Regions from separate parts of the Homo sapiens genome. Here region 1 is linked to region 2. Evidence: chromatin loops called from intact Hi-C (ENCODE). Cell type or tissue: endothelial cell of umbilical vein. All regions are shown on one strand.

Region 1 (5,000 bases), 100 kb after region 2:
TGTGTGCATCAGGGGCTGCACTGCGTCAGCCCTTACCAGTTAAGAAGGACTGAGGGTTGAAGAAGCCGGAGAGCCACACGACAGCCGGAAGGGTAAGGTCTTGTGTCCAAGTATCGAGTTCTCGGCATCGCAGGAGGAGGTCATTGAACCTGGTTTATGGGAGGGAGGAAGAAAAACTTGCTGTTCAGTAAAATAGCCATTTTCCAGTATGTTCTGTTGTGGGCGGTTAGGGCAGGGTGGTGGTGGAGGAGAAGTATACCACTGCTAGCTGGTAAAATCCTTCCCTGACAATTTGCAGGGCACTGTCCCTTTAAAGGGCTAGTTTGTTTCCCATTGGAGACTTGATGACTGTAGCGTTTACATTAGAGCAAGATACACTGAGGAATGTGGAAAACTCATTTCCATTTATGCAACAGCTTTTATTAGAGCCTCTTCATGCTATGTGGTGACTATACAAAGGTCATCACCCTATGACTTGGACTGACAAGCGCCAACTTGGAGGTATGGACAGGGTGTCTGAGGACCAGGGATGGCAAGGCTGTGATGGTGGTTACAAGACCAGAGTTGCCGGGAAATCTGATTGATAAGCAGAGGGAACAGCATGTGCGGAGGCAGTGGAGCACGTGACGGCAGTCTAAGCACGTGCAGTAGCTGCCTGAAAGTGGGGAGGAAAAAGGTTAATTAGGAAAACAAGTCAGCCAGGAATGGCACGCCGGTGGGTTGAGAAACGCTGCTGTTACGTACATGTTCTCTTCTCGGCTCCTCACAATTGGGCAAGGTAGGAAGTATTTGCAGTTGACCTATAAGGAAGCTGGCTCACAGAGGCTAGGGACAGATGAACCTCTTCGATAAAATTAAGAGAGAAGTGAAACCTTGAATTGTAAGTTTCAGAGGCTGCTTAAAGGGGACCAGGAGAATGGAGTAGAGAGCATAGCCTCAGTGTAAAAGCCAGAGTTCTCTAGAAGGAAAGGCTGGCACTGAAGTTTTCTAGGACCTTGTCTGCTTCAGATATGCAAAGGAAGTGGGGGTGAATGAGGAAACACCCTGACAAACCACATGGCAGAACATGTCTGCCTGAGATACTTGCCTGACTCTGGGCCGTGAAGAAGAAAAGGCTCAGAATGCTCACGGTCAAACTTACGTCACCACAAGGAAAATCTCTGTGCCCGGACCTATATTAAGTTCTTCCAGATAGCTGGATCCGAAAAAGCATACTCGACGATAAGAAGAAGAAACAGCATAGGCACCACACAAAGGAAAAAGGCGAATGAGAAAAGCAAAGGCAGGAAGACATTTCTCTCAAAATGTTGCCATCATGAGGATAAACACTGCAGACAATTTGTAACAACTAAAACAAGTGATTGTTGATATAAACAAGATCATGACTTAGAAGGGATCAGGTAGGAAATAGTAAGGAAATTAAGTTTGAAGACCCCAAATAAGAAGTAGAAAATAAAATTATAGAAATGAAAGCAAAAGTGAAACAGCGTAAGGGAGAATAATAAAAACAAATGGAAATAAAGAGGTAAAGGGTTAGAGTGAAAGCAATAAAATGAAAGCTGAAATGAGGCCAGACGTGGTGGCTCACATCTGTAATCCCAGCACTTTGGGAGGCCGAGGCAGGTGGATCACTTGAGGTCAGGTGTTCGAGACCAGCCTGGCCAACATGGTGAAACCCCATCCCTACTAAAAATAACAAAGTTGGCCGGGCATGGTGGCACATGCCTGTAATCCCAGCTACTAGGGAGGCTGAAGGCAGGAGAATCGGTTGAACCCAAGAGGCAGAGGTTGCAGTGAGCTGCGATCACGTCACTGCACTCCAGCCTAGGCAACAGAATGAGAATCTCTCAAAAAAAAAGTGTAATTCTAGAAAATTTGAGTTTTCCTAAATTATACCTTTGAATCTATACAATCAAGGGCACATCATGTTCCAAGAAAATTTGGTAGAGAGTAATCAATACTAAAATATAAAGAATAATATGAACAATGAAGAATCCCTGGATGGCCAGGGGAAAACATGAAGCCATTTATAAAGGGAAAAGAAGTATGCTAGCTTTTGACATCTCCACGGCAGCATTTGACAAGAGGAGAGTGATGGCTACAAAGGCCTCCAACTGAGGGTGTTATTATATTTTAATAACTGGCCAAACTGTCATTCAGGTATAGACATAAGAGTATAGGGCATGAAAAACCACCAGCAAATCCAACAAACAGGAAGGTTTATAACCCAGGAAATAGAGAAGTCTTGAAGAAAATACTTACTTGTAAGTATGTTTAAACTTCTCAGGAAAAGAGAATAACAGTCATAAAAACGAAAACAGGAAATTATAAAACTAAGCTAGGCACCCTTCCAAAAATATAAAAAACCTGGAACTGATAATTATGGACGATGAAATATACTTTATTTTTTGAGACAGGGTCTTGCTCTGTCACCCAGGCTAGAATGCAGTGGCATGATCATGGCTCATTGCACCCTTGACCTCTTGGGCTCAAGCAATCCTACCACCTCTACACCTTGAGTAGCTAGGACTACAGTCGCATGCCACCACACCTGGCTAATTTTTATTTTATTTATTTTATTATTGTTTTTTAGAGACAGGGTCTCATTATGTTGCCCAGGCTGGCTTCGAACTCCTGGGCTCAAGTGATCCTCCTGCCTTGCCCTCCCAAAGTGCTGGGCATGAGCCACTGCGCCCAACCTGGACAATGACATCTAAATAATTAAGAAACAGATTGGAGACAGTTGAAGATATAATGAAGATCACCCAGAACTGATGAAGTCTACAAGTATACAGCCGAAAGACACACTGAAAACGTTAAGAGGTCAGGCAGATAAATGTAGACATGAGGAGAATACGATATTCAGAGAAAAAAGTGCTAAGACTTTTTCAGAATAAAAGCTATGGATGGAATCTCACATTTATGACAGTACTTTAAAAATCCATACCTCAGTACAATAGTAAAATTGTTGAACATCAAGGGTAAAGAGAAACATTTTAAAACTTTACTTGGGAAGGAATGGCAAATATTTAAGACCAGATCCACCCTCTACAATCAAAGCTAGAAAACCATGGAGTTAGAACATCAAAGTGCTGAAGGAAAAATAATCGTGTCCTATAATTCTACGTATAAGTAAACTATCAATCAAGAAGGAGAGTGCAGTGAGGACAGTTTCAGAAACACAAGATGATTTACACCCCCACCCTCCAAGCCCTGCTCTATATTTTATACTCTGATAAAAAAAGAAAAGCCCAGAACAAGATACAAAAAAAGCAATGATGAGCAAAGAAATCAGTACAGTATATTAAAACAAAAATAATGATTGACCACAAACAAAACACAACAAACATAATGTGGCTTAAAATAAGGTGGAACTACAATTCCAGACCAGAAGGAGGTTGATGTTCAGAGGGAAGCTGAAGGCTCTAACATTGTGTTAGAAAAATCAAAAGTGTGGGCCAGGCGCGGTGGCTCATGCCTGTAATCCCAGCACTTTGGGAGGCTGAGGCGGGCAGATCATGAGGTCAGGAGATTGAGACCATCCTGGCTAACACGGTGAAACCCCGTCTCTACTAAATATACAAAAAATTAACCGGATGTGGTGGCGGGCGCCTGTAGTCCCAGCTACTCGGGAGGCTGAGGCAGGAGAATGGCGTGAACCCGGCAGGCAGAGCTTGCAGTGAGCCGAGATCGCGCCACTGCACTCCAGCCTGGGCGAGAGAGTGAGACTCTGTCTCAAAAAGAAAGAAAAGTCAAAAGTGTGCATGCTACAATGTAAAGAGTCTCCACTAAAATAATAGGAATGGTACAGGGATAGTTGAGGTTCATGGAATAATGATTCAGGAAAGCAGGGGGAAAGAAACTCAGCACCAAAAAGCCAGGAATCAACAGCTTTGTGAAACTTCCTGAATTGCTTGCCAAGACCAAGGAGCAATTAGGTGTAACATCAGCACAGATTACATTCAGTAATCTGTGAATTTCTGCCCTAGCTTTGTGACACATCTCTGCAGTTATACCCCCAGTCTAGTTTACTGCATACTGCATACCATATTACAAACTTTCAAAGGTTGTCTATGAGAAGGCAGAGGAATCTCAGGCTTGCAAAGTAAAGTTATAAGATGACACAAAGGCAAATTCAAGTTGCTTTCCATGGCCATTCAACTCTTAACAACAACTCAGGGGATTCTATTGCCATCTACATTTTTCAGATTTAAAAAAGAGACAGGTTATTTTGTCTAAGATCATGTATCAATGAGTGAGCGACAGAATTTCAGTCTTGCTCTGACCCTGTCTTTTAACTATTTTTGCCTTTGATGCAATATACCAAGTAAACTCAAATGAAATTGGTGGAAGAATTTTTTACGGTTACAGGTTGAGAACAGTCACAAAGCTCCGTCTGCATAGTTCTTAGGAAGCATTATTCAGAACACTAACCCAGCACCGAGGCTGCTCAGGGCCAGTGGCAGTGAGGATGGGGTAGCTTACCACTGGGCTAGGCCATAAGTAGAAGGATAAGCCAGTTTGCTCCAAGTGTCTGGTACCGTGTCATAACTCAATGCAAACTGCTGGGCTTCCACAGCAGGAGATAATGCCAATTCCCCCTTGCATGGAGAAAAAAAGCCACACAGTGAATATCTTCCAATGTGCTGAAGTCTACTATAGCCTCACTTTAAGCTTACCTTCAAACTAAGGTCCAGTTGTTCAAGTGATATACGTATTTCCCGAATGAGAATATTCATCCTCTCACATTCTTGGAAGCAAACAAGAACATATGGGCTTCTATTTGAATTTTTTTGCATTATCTCTGCCATGTTGAACTCTTCTGGAAGTTTCTCCAAAATGTCATCCAAGACATTCTTAACCTTAAATCAGTAACACAAAGATTTAGCTCCTTTCTATTTCAGTTTTCGTCATGGTGACTGTGTATATCCTCTACTTTTTGAAGTTACAGAATATATCATACGACTTCCGAAGGTGCCTGCAAATGCATGTGAAGGATG
Region 2 (5,000 bases):
CATAACATAATCTTACATAACCACAGTAAGTTATGTAAAGAAATTAAGGCTGGGTGCAGTGGCTCATGCCTATAATCCCAGCATTTGGGAGGCCGAGGCGGGCCGATAACCAGAGATTGGGAGTTCGAGATCAGCCTGGCTAACATGGTGAAACTCCGTCTCTACTAAACATACAAAATTTTCTGGGCGTGGTGATGTGTGCCTGTAATCCCAGCTACTCGGGAGGCTGAGGAAGGAGAATCGCTTGAAGCCAGGAGGTGGAGGTTGCAGTGAGCTGGGATTGCGCCACTGAACTCCAGCCTGGGCGACAGAGTGAGACTCGGTCTCCAAAAAAAAAAAAAAAAAAAAAAAAGATTTTGAACACAGCTACAATACTGTGAACTGAATCTACTAACCTTTTTTGAATTCCTATTAACATCCTTTTTCTGTTCAAGGCTCAGCCTAGGACCCTGCGTGGCAATTAGTTGTCATGACTCCTTAGTCCCCTCTAGTCTATAACAATTTCTCAGGTTTTTCTTGCCTTTCCTGACCTTGTCACTTTTGAAGACTACGAATCGGTTATTTCATAGAATGTGCTTCAATTTGGGTTTATCTGATATTTTCTCATGGATAAAGGAGGTCAAGCATTTTTCGCAGGAATGCCATGGAAATCAGATTGCGCCCTTCTCTGTGCATCAAATGACGTCCTATGTCTCTTTCTACAGATATGAACCTTCATTCCCGGTCAAGGAGGTGACTACCAGTTTTTCCAAAGTAAAATGACTATTTTCCCGTTAGTAATTGGTTAATAAATGTATCTGGGAAGATACTTTATGCAAATATCTTGTTTCTCCTTAAACTTATAGCCACTAATTTTAGCATCCTTTGATGCCTACAACCATTTTTACTGTGGGGTTTCCCCCCATTTCCTCTTTTCCCTCTGCATGTATTAATAGGTTCTGTAACGAAGATGTGTCCCTTCTCTCCCATTTATTTACTACGTTACATCACTGTGGACTCATGGATATTTACTTCCGTCTATGGCTTATAATCCAATGCTATTACCCTTTCTTGATTGCTCAAAATTACTCCAGCTTTGGCCATTGGGAGCTCCTTCAGGTGGGCTCTGTGTTCTTCTGACATGGCTCCATCCTTTGTGGCTACTTCCTTGTATTCTGGCACATGATGTTCCAGGCTCTTTTTTTTTTTTTTTTTTTTTCTGAGACGAAGTCTTGCTCTGTCACCCAGGCTGGAGTGCAGTGGCACAATGTCACCTCACTGCAACCTCCGCCTCCCAGGTTCAAGCAATTCTCCTGCCTCATCCTCCCAGGTAGCTGGGATTACAGGCACCCACCACCATGCCCAGCTAAGTTTTGTATTTTTAGTAGAAACGGGGTTTCACCATATTGGTCAGGCTGGTCTCAAACTCCTGACCTCAGGTGATCCACCCGCCTCGGCCTCCCAAAATGAGGCAATTACAAGCATGAGCCACACTGTGCCAGGCCTCCAGGCTCATTTTATATTTTGCCTGCCCCAGTCCTGGAGTCACCAACTTCTCCAAGGAGCATGGTTCCTTTTATTCAAGAGTGATATTTAGAAACTAAGATCTAAGCACTAAATGTATTCATTGCTACTAGAGAGTCATTGTTTCTAGGACCTTCCAGCAGAGCAAGGAACTGTGTGTACGTATACTAACTCATGCAGGCACACACATCTGTATATGCGTGTGTCTGTCTGCCTGCCTATCTATCATCTACTCAACCGCCCACACACACATATGTATGTATGTGTGTGTATATATATACATATGTATATATATGTATGTATATAAATGTGGGTTTATACTGAGATCTGTAACTCGAATAAATTCCACGGGTTCATTTTTGCCTTGCCCCTTTCCTTATGTATAACATCTTTCTCCAACAGTGAGAAACTTGACTCTTTATCTGATCTGGTATATAATTCTAGTATCCTTGTTGGAAAACAAATTTACTAACTACATTACAATAATTTTACACTGTTTCTTTAGACGTTAGCCTTCCACTATCAAGTCAAAATTATGTTTTTCAAATTTACTTAGGTTTTTCTAAGGTATGGGAAATTTTGCTATGATTCTAAAATCAAAGTTATAAAAAGTCTATGCTCAGAGAAAGGTTACTTCCTCCTCGTTCTTGCTAGCCTGTTCCCATTCTCTCATCCTTTCTACCTGGTTCCCTGCCATTCTTTGTAGATAACCAATGTCTTTAATTTATGGTTTATAATTCCTATATTTCTTTTGCACAAAAAAGCAGATACAGTTATATTTTCTTATATCTCTTTTCTTACCTAAAAGGTAGCATATAATAGAAAGGCTTATAAACTTTGCCTTTTACACGTAACAATATATCCTGGAAAGTGCTCTATCTGTTCACAGAGATCTTCCTCTTTATCTTTGATAGCTGTGTAGTATTTCATTGTGTGGCTTTATCATAGTTTGTTCAACCCACATTCCTATAGACAGACATTTACATTGTTTCCCAAATTTTTCAATTATAAACACTACTGTAACAAATAGCTGATACATATAATTTTTAAAATGTTAGACGTGTATCTTCAAGGTAGATTTTTAAAAGCAGGATTACTGGGTCAAAAGGTAAGTACAGCTGTAGTAAACAGACTGACAGCTCCTCGAAATGTTACACAGAGTCCCAGCTACTTGGGAGGCTGAGGCAGGAGGATCACTTGAAACCAGGAGTTCAAGGCTGTTGTGCCTATGATCATGCCTGTAAACATCCACTGTACTCCAGCCTGGACAATATAGATCCTCTCTCTTAAAAAAAAAAGGTTAAACGTGAAGTTATACAATTTGGCAATTCCACTTCTAGGCATATAGACAAAATAATTGAAAGCATGGATTTCCAAATGGATACTTGTACTCCAATATTCATAGCTGCATTATTCACAAAGACTAAAAATGTCCATCAACAGACGAATGAATTAAAACAATATTGTATGTACATACCAGGAAATATTACTCACCCTTAAGAAGGAAGGAAATTCTAAGACATGTTACAACAGGGATAAACTTTGAAAACATTATGCTATGTGAAATTGGTGAGACACAAAAGGACAAATATTGTATGACTCCACTTATGGGAGTTACCTAAAGTAATCAAATTCATAGAGTCAGAGAGACAGAAAGTAGAATGGTGATTACCAAGGGGTGGGAGAAGGAGAAATAGAGTTAGTGTTTAATGGGTACAGAGTCTATCTTTAGGATGATGAAAAGGTTCTGGAAATGCATGATGGTAATGCTTACTCAACATTGTGAATATACTTAATGCCACTGAACTGTCTTTAAAATGGTTAAAATGGTGAATTTTATGTCATGTATATTTTATTAAAATTTAAAAACTGGAAAAAATAGGTTCATATGTAGTTTTTTTAAGGTATTTCCAAAATCTCCCAGCAGGATTTTGAGTCTGTGGTCCCACGAGTTATATAGGAGTGCCTGTTTGCCCACAGCCTCACAACAGCTATTATACATTAAAAAGTATGATAACAAGTATATCAAAATGTTATACTTTTTAATTATTGTGAATCTGATAGGTGAGAAATTGTATCTCATATTGTTTTATTTGCATTTCTCTAATTATGAGTGAGCTTGAATATATTTTCATATAGTCAAGGGCTATTCTTATATCATTTTTGGTGAATAGTCTGCTCATATCTTTCCCCAATTTTTAGTGAGTTTTTGGTATTTTTGTCTCTCAATTTTTAGAAATTTTTTTTTTTAATACACATTAGGGATATTAGCCTTGTGGTTGTAGTATATACTGTAAATAATTTCTTCCAGTTTGCCAGTTGTCTTTTAGTTGTAATTTTGATTATAGTCCTTTCACCATGCAAATGTTTTAACATTTATGTGGACGAATGCATTGATTTTTTTTTTTCTTATATTGCCTCTCAATTTTGAGTCATAGTTAAAGGAAGTTTCCCTACATTGAGGTTGAAGAATTCACCAATATGTTCTTCTAGCACAAGTACAGTTTCATTTTAACACTTAGATTCGCGAAAACATTTGGAGTTTATTCTTGTGTGTTTTGTGAGATATGGATCTAATTTAATCTTTTATTCCAAATGGACACCCAGTTGTCACTGTGCCATTTATTAAAATTTCCATTATTTCATTTGAGATGTCACTCTTATCATATACTACATTTCCATATATCCTTAGGTCTTTTCCTGGGCTTCCATTCCATTCTATCTATGGATGTGCGATTACCACACTGTTCAAATTGTAGAGCTTCGTAGTATGTTTTCATGTCAGTGGGATTCGTTCTCCCTCATAGTTTTTCTTTTTCAGTGTTTTCCTGGTTGTTCTTGCATTTTTGCTTTTCTATATGAACTTTACTATCAACTTGCCTAGCTCCATCAAAGTGCTCACTGACATTTTTACTGGAATTTTATTAAATATATATATTAACTTAGGAAGAACTGGTATCATATTTTTCGATTTACTAACATGAATTTAAATTTTTTAAATATATTTTTAATTGACAAATAAAAATTATATTTATTATGTATAACGTTTTGAAATATGAAATTGTGGAATGGCTAAATCAAACTAACATATACAGTACTTCATATACTTATCATTTTTTTGAGGTGAGAAACTTACAATTTATTCTTTTGGCAATTTGCAAGAATACAATACATTGTTATTAACTGTAGTCACACTGTTGTAAAGTAGATCTCTTGAACTTTATCCTCCTATCGAGCTTATATTTCATATCCTTTGACCAACATCTCCCAACTCTCCTGCTTCCCAGCCCTGGATAACCACCATTCCACTCTCCACTTCTATGAGTTCCACCTTTTTAGATTCCACATGTAGATGATATCATGCAGTATTTGTTTTTCTGTACCTGACTTACTTTACTTGACATAAGGTCCTCCAGGCTCATCCATGTTGTTGCAAATGACAGGATTTCATTCTTTTTTATTCTGTTTTCGTTATGTACATATATCACATTTTCTTT

What was found. Hi-C counts contacts between places; a loop is a spot of excess contacts. Peaks named below come from ENCODE experiments on the same cell type or tissue, not always from the same donor. Only the 100,000 strongest peaks of a DNase experiment are listed, where the experiment ranks them.
Region 1: a loop joins it to region 2, with 4 times the contacts of the local background. A loop is called at or near these places in 8 of 110 quality-filtered maps.

The regions. Positions count from the first base shown.
Region 1 is chr7:21,894,485-21,899,484 of GRCh38, reverse strand. DNAH11 (dynein axonemal heavy chain 11) reads right to left here. Exons shown (of 82, transcript NM_001277115.2): 78 at 4,680-4,862; 79 at 4,486-4,601; 80 at 37-149. Among named protein-coding and RNA genes, the nearest start is that of CDCA7L, 49 kb to the left of the region's middle. RefSeq lists enhancers at 1,113-1,172, 124-1,323. In endothelial cell of umbilical vein, no CTCF peak of the experiment used is centred here; a DNase peak (open chromatin) is centred at 2,184.
Region 2 is chr7:21,994,889-21,999,888 of GRCh38, reverse strand. No RefSeq gene overlaps it. Among named protein-coding and RNA genes, the nearest start is that of CDCA7L, 51 kb to the right of the region's middle. In endothelial cell of umbilical vein, no CTCF peak of the experiment used is centred here; a DNase peak (open chromatin) is centred at 3,038; H3K27ac peaks cover 1,565 bases.